Regions from separate parts of the Homo sapiens genome. Here region 1 is linked to region 2. A link is a contact called in ENCODE Hi-C or POLR2A ChIA-PET data. All regions are on one chromosome and are shown on one strand. Each heading gives the region's core, a stretch centred on a gene start or an enhancer-like site at or near the end of the contact. The rest is flanking DNA. Distances are from core to core; before and after follow the strand shown.

The links. A loop is a pair of places that touch in the nucleus more often than their neighbours do. ChIA-PET counts read pairs that join two places held with the same protein, here RNA polymerase II (POLR2A). Pooled maps may share reads with other maps.
Region 1: a loop to region 2 is called in a map with no recorded cell type, with 2.7 times the contacts of the local background. The contact joins two enhancer-like sites. A Hi-C loop is called at or near these places in 1 of 168 maps with a recorded cell type or tissue (IMR-90), 2 of 37 single-sample maps with no recorded cell type and 4 of 50 pooled maps. POLR2A ChIA-PET finds 5 or more read pairs at or near these places in 2 of 52 experiments (A549 and activated T-cell).

What each region holds. Positions count from the first base shown.
Region 1 is chr13:24,036,519-24,040,951 of GRCh38, forward strand. It overlaps a transcript of SPATA13 not described here. Among named protein-coding and RNA genes, the nearest start is that of SPATA13, 120 kb to the right of the region's middle. RefSeq lists an enhancer at 1,992-2,286. Within about 2 kb of position 2,438, at least 7 of the 41 ENCODE cell types and tissues checked have a DNase peak (open chromatin) inside an H3K27ac peak, as active enhancers do.
Region 2 is chr13:23,963,193-23,968,047 of GRCh38, forward strand. It overlaps LOC105370115 (a long non-coding RNA gene), which reads left to right. Exons shown (of 5, transcript XR_941753.2): 4 at 1,210-1,294. Among named protein-coding and RNA genes, the nearest start is that of C1QTNF9B, 68 kb to the left of the region's middle. Within about 2 kb of position 3,564, at least 5 of the 41 ENCODE cell types and tissues checked have a DNase peak (open chromatin) inside an H3K27ac peak, as active enhancers do.

The DNA of each region.
Region 1 (4,433 bases), core at 1,188-3,687, 72 kb after region 2:
ACGTTCTTTAGGTGACTTTTAGGGATGTTTTAGCTCCCCTGCCACCTGGGGCCCACAGGGAGACACCCAGGGACGAGATCTCTCTGAGCCTTGAAGACATTTGCAGCCCAGCCCTCCCTGCTCCTTCCTGCTTGTCTAAAACTTCGCAATTCTGTGAGATCATAGACAAATTGCATCTCTTCTGTGAAGGCTGCTCTCACCTTACTAAACAACAATTATCTCTTACTTTTCTCAATTCAAATAACGTTATTGTCGGTACCACTCATTTGGCCCTTAGTAAATGCTGTCAATTTTTATTGATTGATTGATTGAGATGGCACAATCTCGGCTCACTGCAACCTCCACCTCCTGGGTTCAAGCGATTCTCCGACCTCAGCCTCCCGAGTAGCTGAGACTACAGGCGTGCACCACCATGCCCAGCTAATTTTTGTATTTTTAGTAGAGACGGGGTTTGACCATGTTGGCCAGGATGGTCTCAATCTTTTGACCTCCTGATCTGCCCACTTCAGTCTCCCAAAGTGCTGGGATTACAGGCATGAGCCATCGTGCCTGGCTGATGCTGTCAATTTTAAATTAATTGGCAGATAACCACTTGCTAATTTTTAATTAAGCTAATTGAAAACAGGTTCTTCAATGAGAACACTTGGACACAGGAAGGGGAACATCACACATCGGGGCCTGTCATAGGGTGGGGGGAGGGGGGAGGGATGGCATTAGGAGATATACCTAATGTAAATGACGAGTTAATGGGTGCAGCACACCAACATGGCACATGTATACATATGTAACAAACCTGCACGTTGTGCACATGTACCCTAGAACTTAAAGTATAATTTTAAAAAAATTAAAAAAAAAAGAAAAGAAAACAGGTTCTCGACTAATACTTTATTTATTTATTTATCTATTTGAGATAGAGTCTCGCTCTGTTGCCCAGGCTGGAGTGCAATGGCATGATCTCAGCTCACTGCAACCTCTGTCTTCTGGGTTCAAGCGATTCTCCTGCCTCAGCCTCCTGAGTAGCTGGGACTACAGGTGTGCACACCACCACACCTGGCTAATTTTTGTATTTTTAGTAGAGATGGAGTTTCACCATGTTGGCCACGGTGGTCTCAATCTCCTGACCTCGTGATCCACCTGCCTCGGCCTTCCAAAGAGCTGAGATTACAGGCATGAGCCACCGTGCCCAGCCGGCTAACACTTTTAAAGTTTGTTTTTCCTACAGCAAGCAGAAAAATTGATCGGAGTTTCTTAATCTGGGGTTCGTGGATTAGCTTATTGGGGGCCCATGAAACCCCCAGAACTTGTAAGTGAAATTGTGGATGTCTGTGTATATATATCATTCTTCAGAAATTTTACTCCTCCTTTCCCCCCAGTAAAAGGTTAGTAACAACTAGACTAGATTTTTTTTTTTGAAATGGAGTCTCGCTCTGTCACCCAGGCTGCATTGCAGTGGCACAATCTTGGCTCACTGCAAGCTCTACCTCCCGGGTTCACGCCATTCTCCTGCCTCAGCCTCCCGAGTAGCTGGGATTATAGGCGCCTGCCACCATGCCCAGCTAATTTTTTGTATTTTTTTAGTAGAGACGGGGTTTCACCGTGTTAGCCAGGATGGTCTCGATCTCCTGACCTCGTGATCCGCCTGCCTCGACCTCCGAAAGTGCTGGGATTACAGGCATGAGCCACCGCGCCCGGCCAACTAGGCTAGATTTTTAACAAATATATACTGTGGTCTTTTTTACAGTTTTTAAACCCAATATCTGCTATAATGGGATCAGAAAAGGCCACATCTATAAAAGCAAATCCTTCCTCGATTGTGCCAGGGGGCTTTAGTTCCCTCTGTTCTATGTTTACATTGGAGTCCCAACCATCTGGTTATTTTTGATATTCCAACATAGTCTGTGTTGGGAAGGGAGTTCTTATTCTGTTTCCTCCCATGCACGCAGCGGTTAGTACCAGGGAAGCAGGACAAATCACTGCAGCACTTCAGGAGGGAACCTCTCTTTGTGCTCAGAAGCAAGATAGCATCCAACTCAGGGTCAGCAGACGTCTTCGGTAAAGTGCCGAGAGTAAGGATTTTAGGCTCTGCAGGTCTTATGTTCTCTGTGGTGATGACTCAGCTCTGCCATTGCTGCGCGAATGCAGCCACAAACAGGAAAGTGAGTTGGCCCCTCGCATCCAAACAACTCTATTTACAGAAACAAGCAGGGGCTGCATTTGGCCCATGGGCTGGAGTTCTTGAACCTCTGATCTAATTCACAGCTCACTAGGACGCAGGAGTTATAGTTGTAATAAGGAAGCACAACATCAAAAAATTGGGTGGAATCCTGGGGACTCTTAGGACTTTGCATTCCACCAATCATAGGTAATTCTAGTCTTGGCTAAAAGGGAGCACACAAATCCAGAGAAACCTGCTCATCCCAGGCAATGGGCCAGACAGGCAGCCCTGTGACACAGGCAGGGAAATAGGGGCAGTTTTGTGGTCATTGCTCCAGTGCTCACATACCTTCTATCAGAGACGATTAAAAAAGTTATTGTTTACACCACCACAAACCAGAGTGCAGGCTTGTTAGAAAATCTGGATTGCTCCCTGATCTGCCTCTCTATAATTAGTGAACCTTTCTTCTCTGCTCTGTGCACACAATGAATAAAACGTTCATGGTGTATGATGTCACCACAGTGCTAGAAACACTGTCTTGATTGTTCCACTTTTAATTCTGCCTTTGCGCCTGGCTGTGGCTGCAGCTGCTGGTCATCCCTCTACCAGCTACTACTCAATTTACCAACCTGGTGTTGACAGCTCTACCTTGCAGACTTTCGTGGCAGGAAGAAAGCCTGGTGGGAATGGACATGGTAGGGAGAGCCTCAGTGGCCTCCTTCCTAAGAGAGCACAAATATAGTGGAAGCAGATTCGCAGCTTCTCACAAGTTTAATCTTTAGAATGTGCAGAATCAGAATTCTGCATCTGGCAAATCAGAATTTAAAAGTTGGCAAGCGCTTTGACTTATTTAGGTTTCTTTTATTATCAAGTTCATAAAAGGGCATTTTTCTTTCTCACTCTCAATAGGAATTCTTGGGCCTCGAGGGGTCGTTTCTTAGTTCTTGCTCTGGTTGTTCTTCCTTTTGTCTCTTGCTGTTCTGTGGACTGGAGGGGTCCATAGGTTGTGAGTTTCTTTTTCTGCCTTTTGTAAGTTGCCATTTGTTCTCCCAATCCTGCATGTGACTGGGGTTGGGGGAATTCTGTAGTTGGCTTTGTGCATTGTTTTGTGTACCAGAACTTGGTTTAAGAACAGCTATCAATGCTGTCATAATGATACCACATTTGCTCCAGGAAAGCACACTTTCAGTTACCTCTAGCACCGTCCCCACCAAAGACAGGCTGAGCTCTGATCTTCCCTTCTTGGGCCACTCACTCCTGTGTATGGTGAGGGCCTTTCTGAGTGGTGGAGCCCAAGCTGCATGCAGCTGCTCTAGAAGCAAGGAAGACTGAAGCCGGGCAATGTTTGGCCAATCACAAGCACCGTTTGGTGAGGTGAGCATATTCAGATGATCATTTTAAGTAGCAGTTCCTCTAAAACTTCCACTAAAGGCCATTCAGCAGAAATCCCCCAAACACAGACAGGCTTGAGATGCTGGGTGGCCAAACCAAATGGCGAGTGCCCTATGCCAGCAAAACCAGAGAGAGCGTTAAGTCAGGGTTCTGGCCTGGGGAGGAGGGAGATGACCTCCACTGAGTGCTCTCTATGCATCCAGCTCTGGACAAAGGCCCCGTGTGTCTCACAAACCTGGTTTTTCAAATCAGGAAATCAGTGGCTTGAGAAGTTTAAAGTCCTGAGGCCTCCCAGGTGGTACATGGCTCAACCAACAGCATCTGTCTATATGTTTTTAAGAGCATGACAAGTAGTCATTAGAGTATGGAGTGTAGAAATTCACAGCACCGCCCTTGACAGGAAACCAGGTGTAACTACACTTTTGTGTTCTACAGACACACAGATGGGGTTGGAGAGGAGGCTACCACCAGGACACTGTGGACATTGGAAGGCAAGGGTAAATAGAGTCTTGGGGTCCCGGGGAGACACAGGGGTCCAGGACACAAAGCCTGCCAAGCACCAATTTTGTAAAGTTCAGTTTTAATGAGGAGAAATGACTTGAGGAGAATCCAACTAGGCCTCCTCTCCTGTGGATCCAAATTGTACCAATTGAAAGGGGGAAAAGGGTCGCTTCAAGGCACCCCAACTTTAGATTTTTTAGTAGTCTGAGGCTCTTCTCTTCAGCTTTTGCTGATTGTTTGCTGTCGTTCCTTTATAAAACTCTTCCCAGTTTTTGAGGATACAGATTGTGGTTGGCCCAACACAAGCAGCTTTTGCTCAGGTTAGAGCACCACGAACTCAAATACTGCAGTTGCTGCCCACTGGGAAGCCCCTGGGGGAGACTCG
Region 2 (4,855 bases), core at 2,314-4,813:
CCAGTGTGGATTGCAATGGTATGATCTCAGCTAACTGCAGCCTCCACCTCCTGGGTTCAAGCAATTCTCTTGCCTCAGCCTTCTGAGTAGCTGGGACTACAGGAACACCTACCACCACGCCCGGCTAATGTTTGTAGTTTTAGTAGAATGGGATTTCACCATAGTGGCCAGGCTGGCCTTGAACTCCTGACCTCAGGTGATCCACCTGCCTCGGCCTCCCAAAGTGCTTGGATTACAGGCATGAGCCACCACGCCTGGCCACGATGATTGATTTTTAAACATTAACTTCACATTTCTAGAATAAACCCCAATAATCTTTCATTTTGACAGCATTCCTAGAAAAGGGGATTTTCACATAAAGTTTACCATCACCTTAAGAAGAAAACTCTTTAAAACTTTTTGGGGAGCGGTATGTCTAAATAGTTCTCCTGCTCCCATGCCTGTTTAAAGGTAATGAAGTGGACAATCTCACTTCTTCTTGTGGACTCAGAGTTGCCATTGTCACTGACATTTGTTCCACAGACGCTCACAAGGGGCCATCTGTTCCCTGTTCTGACTGACAAAATAATAGCTATTGAATAGAATGTGTTCTGTTATTCCAAAGATATGAATATGTGTTCAATAACTATCAGCACTATACAGCACTCTGGGTTTTTATTGTTGCTGCAGATGCTGTTTTTGTTGAGTACTTATATTGCTTTTTTTCTCTTTCTTGCTGTTTGAGTACCAAGTATTACTTCTTGCTGCTTTTAGTGCATTTGTTTCTGTTTCCTCTCTCTCTCAATTTGATTTTCTAAAAAGAAAGAGCTAACCTTGTTAGATTTGTTTGTGTGTGTGTCTATATACATTTCAATTTATATCTATTTATATAAAGTAAGAGCAGCTTGTTTCTGAGTGAGGGCATATTGGATGTTCCCGGAAGAAAAAAAAAGTGTGCTCTTTGTATGACTAATTGTGGCTGTGTAAAGTTTTTGTTTGCTTACGATATGCTTTCTATTCTGTATTAGAATGTGGAGACTCAATGTTTTTGTCCCCTAGAAGTGCATGGGTTGAATCCTAACCCCTAATATGATGATGGGAGTTAGGTCCTTTGAGTGGTGACTAGGTCATGAGGGTGGAGCCTTCAGGAATGGGATTAGTGCTCTTGTAGAAAGGCTTCAATCCCATTTTATATATATATAAATTTAACATTTAATTTTAAAATTACAGTTAATAGAGTTCCCTGGCCCCTTCTATGTTGAGACATGGTGAAAAGGCAGCCTCTATCAACCAGAAAGCAGACTCTTTTCAGCCAGTAAGTTTTCTGACACCTTGATCTTGGACTTCCCAACTGTGAGAAATAAATTTCTGTTGTTTACAAGCCACCAGTTTATGGTATTTTGTAAGAACAGCGTGAATGAATTGAGAGAGTTGAGATTGCTGGATAAGTAAATACTATGATATGTTAATGTCATCTGTCAGGCAGTGGACTTAATTCAAGTTTGGATAATTGAGAGTAATAACATTCAAGCCTAATACAGTAATATGCACATTTTATATAAAATATTAGGGCTTTGGGAGGCCAAGGCAGGAGGATAGCTTGAGGCCAGGAATTCAGTAACAGTCTGGGCAACATAACAACACCTCCATCTCTGCAAAAATAGAGAAAGAAATTATCCAGGCATGGTGGTGCCTGTAGTCCCAGCTATTTGGGAGGCTGATGCAAGATGATCACTTGAGCCCAGGAGTTGGAAGCTGCAGTGGGCTATGGTCCCATCTCTGCACTTCAGCCTGGGAGACAGAGCAAGACTTTGTCTCAAAAAAGATTATATATATATATGTGTGTGTGTGTGTGTGTGTGTGTGTGTGTGTGTGTATAATTTTATTATTAACTAAATATAAATATGTGTTTAACAAATATATATAAATGTTTGACATATAATTTTAAAATTACAGTTAATAAATTCTACTGATAACAAACCACATTAGTTAGATTTTTTTTAACATACAATTCTTCAAGAATAAACTTGATGCCATTGTCAGCAAACTGAACTGCCACCCAGCTTTACTTTATGTTTATTTTCCTTTATACTTCTATTTACCTATGGCTTCTGGTAAGGCATCCAACCTAATTATTCACTAGATTTTTAGTCAACACTTAGTATGTACCAATCCTTGTTTTCATCACCAGGAGCGCAAAATTGACAACGCTCCTTGAGGCATTTGATCTAATTGGATGGCATTAGATGGCTCATGTCTAAGTGATTTCGAGTGCCCTCTCCTCTCCTTGGGCCTTTGGCAATGTCTGTAGGTGTTTTTGATTGTTATAAATAGGGGTTAAGGAACAAATGTGCTCCTGGCATCTGGTAGGTGGAGTCCAGGAATGCTGCCAAACATTCTGCTGTGCACAGAACAACCCCCTAGCAAAGAACGATCTGACTCCAAATGTCCATAGTGCTGAGATGGAGAAACACCGCCTAGAAGGAATGATGAACACAGAAACAGATGAGTCTGAAACAAGGGGATAAATACAGTAAAAAATTGATAGTCTATTACTAGAGTACCATTAGTACTGTTAGTGGCTCTTCTATTAGTAGAAAGCTTGTTTTTGAAGATGTATTCCTTCCTGTATAGTTCCATAGCTACATTAAAACATTTTTATCGTGGAAGATTTTAAGCATGCAAAAAATAAAAGAGTTAAACTCATTTTCCACCTTCAGCCATTACCAACTTCATCAATTTTGTTTCATATGTACTCACCCCCTCCCACTTTGACAGGTTATTCTAAAACAAACTTGCACATCATATACTTTAATTTGCAACCACTTCAAGTGTATACCTCAAAGAGATAAGACATTCTTTTCAAAAATACAACTCTTTATTTTTAATCACAGCAAAAACATTCCTTAATGCATGGATACATTCTTTACATGACAAAACAAGAACAAAAACAAAAGACCCCATGGGTTTTTTGGTTTGATGTTATTAAGACATCTGTCCCATCTCCCTCCCTGTATCTTTATCTTGAGTTGAGCAGGAGAGGTATTGAAATCTTTCTTCTTTTATGTATCTTGTTGATTGGTGGCATATCTATCAGAGTACTCCATGCTGACCGACGCTACCTGGGCAGTGATTTAACCTGCAAACTTTGCCGATTTCTGTATGTTAGGGGTTTGGACCGGTGCTTGTTTTAGTGTGCCTGGCACAGGATTTTTGTCTGACTTGGCCCCAGCCTGCGCACTGACTGCCCATCCCGCACCCCATGACCAAGTTTTCCCTGGATACATGATTTTTTTTAACTGGCAGGCCCCCAAGTGATACTTTTCTCTGTCTTTGTACCAGTTGATTCTAACAACAGACTTTTTCTCTGGAGACTGACATCCCTCACAGAATGGTGGCAACTACCCTAATGGCTTTTAAAGGGTCAACCCTTGCCTACCATTTTAGAAAGCAAATTTTGTTCTTGAAAGATGTTCAGAAACAAATGGGGGAAAAAGCAAGCAGTAAACAAATGTATAAGAATATGCTAACAACTCAGAACAAAACTGAAACCAAAAGTTCATTTACCAGGATCAGAAACACAAACAAAGACTTTTTATCTATTCTGGCAAGTCATTTCTAGTAAAAAGACAGTTTGCGTGACTTGCCAGAATACATAAAAAGTCTTTTATAGTCCCAGAAGGGATACGAGAGCCTTTACTACAGTGACTTAACCCACTCAGGTCCTAAATAAGCTCAACAGACAGCTGCTATCAAAGGAAGGAAGCCTGACCTGAGAGATGTACCTGGGTAGAAAAAAGGCAATCCGCGGAAGTACAGCTCAATTGTGTGTACCTCGTCTTGTCCCAAAGGTTGCCGATCTGTTTTAAAGGTACCCTTGTTTCATCCCACTTCTGACCACAGAGTATGTCAACCTAAAAAAAAAGACACTTAAGAATCTTACTTCCAGATATGTTGAATTTATTCAGGAGTGGAAAAAGTGGTTTATCAGAGATTCACAGAGTGGCAACCCACAAGTGCCATCTGCTGAAAGGTAAAGGGACGCTTTTTTTTAGCAGGAAGAGAGAGGTTCATGTAACCTACTTAGGAACAGAGTTTATTGGTTCCAAAGGCATGAAGTCAGAGTTGTCATCAGTTTATCGGCGGAGATGCTGTTACTGGGGCAAGTATTCCTTAGAGTATTTTATTGGAATTATTACAGCCCTAAAGAGTGTCTAGTAATGCACTTTTTTTTTAGTTAAATGAGATATATTATTACAATTAATTTTACCTACTTTCTATTTTTCTTTTTTTTTTTTTTGAGATGGAGTCTTGCTCTGTCACCCAGGCTGGAGTGCAATGACACAATCTCGGCTCACTGCAACCTCCACCTCCTGGGTTCAAGCAGTTCTCCTGCCTCAGCCTCCCAAGTAGCTGGGACTATTGGCGTGTGCCATCAAGCCTGGCTAACTTTTTTGTATTTTTAATAGAGACGGGGTTTCACTGTGTTAGCCAGGATGGTCTCGAACTCCTGACTTTGTGATCCACCGGCCTCGGCCTCCCAAAGTGCTGGGATTACAGGAGTGAACCACCATGCCCGGCCTTTTTAAAATTATTATTATACTTTAAGTTATTGGATACATGTGCAGAATGTGCAGGTACCATGGTGGTTTGCTGCACTCATCAACCTGTCATCTACATTAGGTATTTCTCCTAATGCTATCCTTCCCCTAGACCCCCACCCTGCGACAGGCCCCAGTGTGTGATGTTCCCCTCCCTGTGTCCACATGTCCTCATTGTTCAACTCCCACTTATGAGTGAGAACATGTGTTTGATTTTCTGTTCCATGTGTGTTTGTTGAGAATGATGGTGTCCAGCTTCATCCATGTACCCGCAA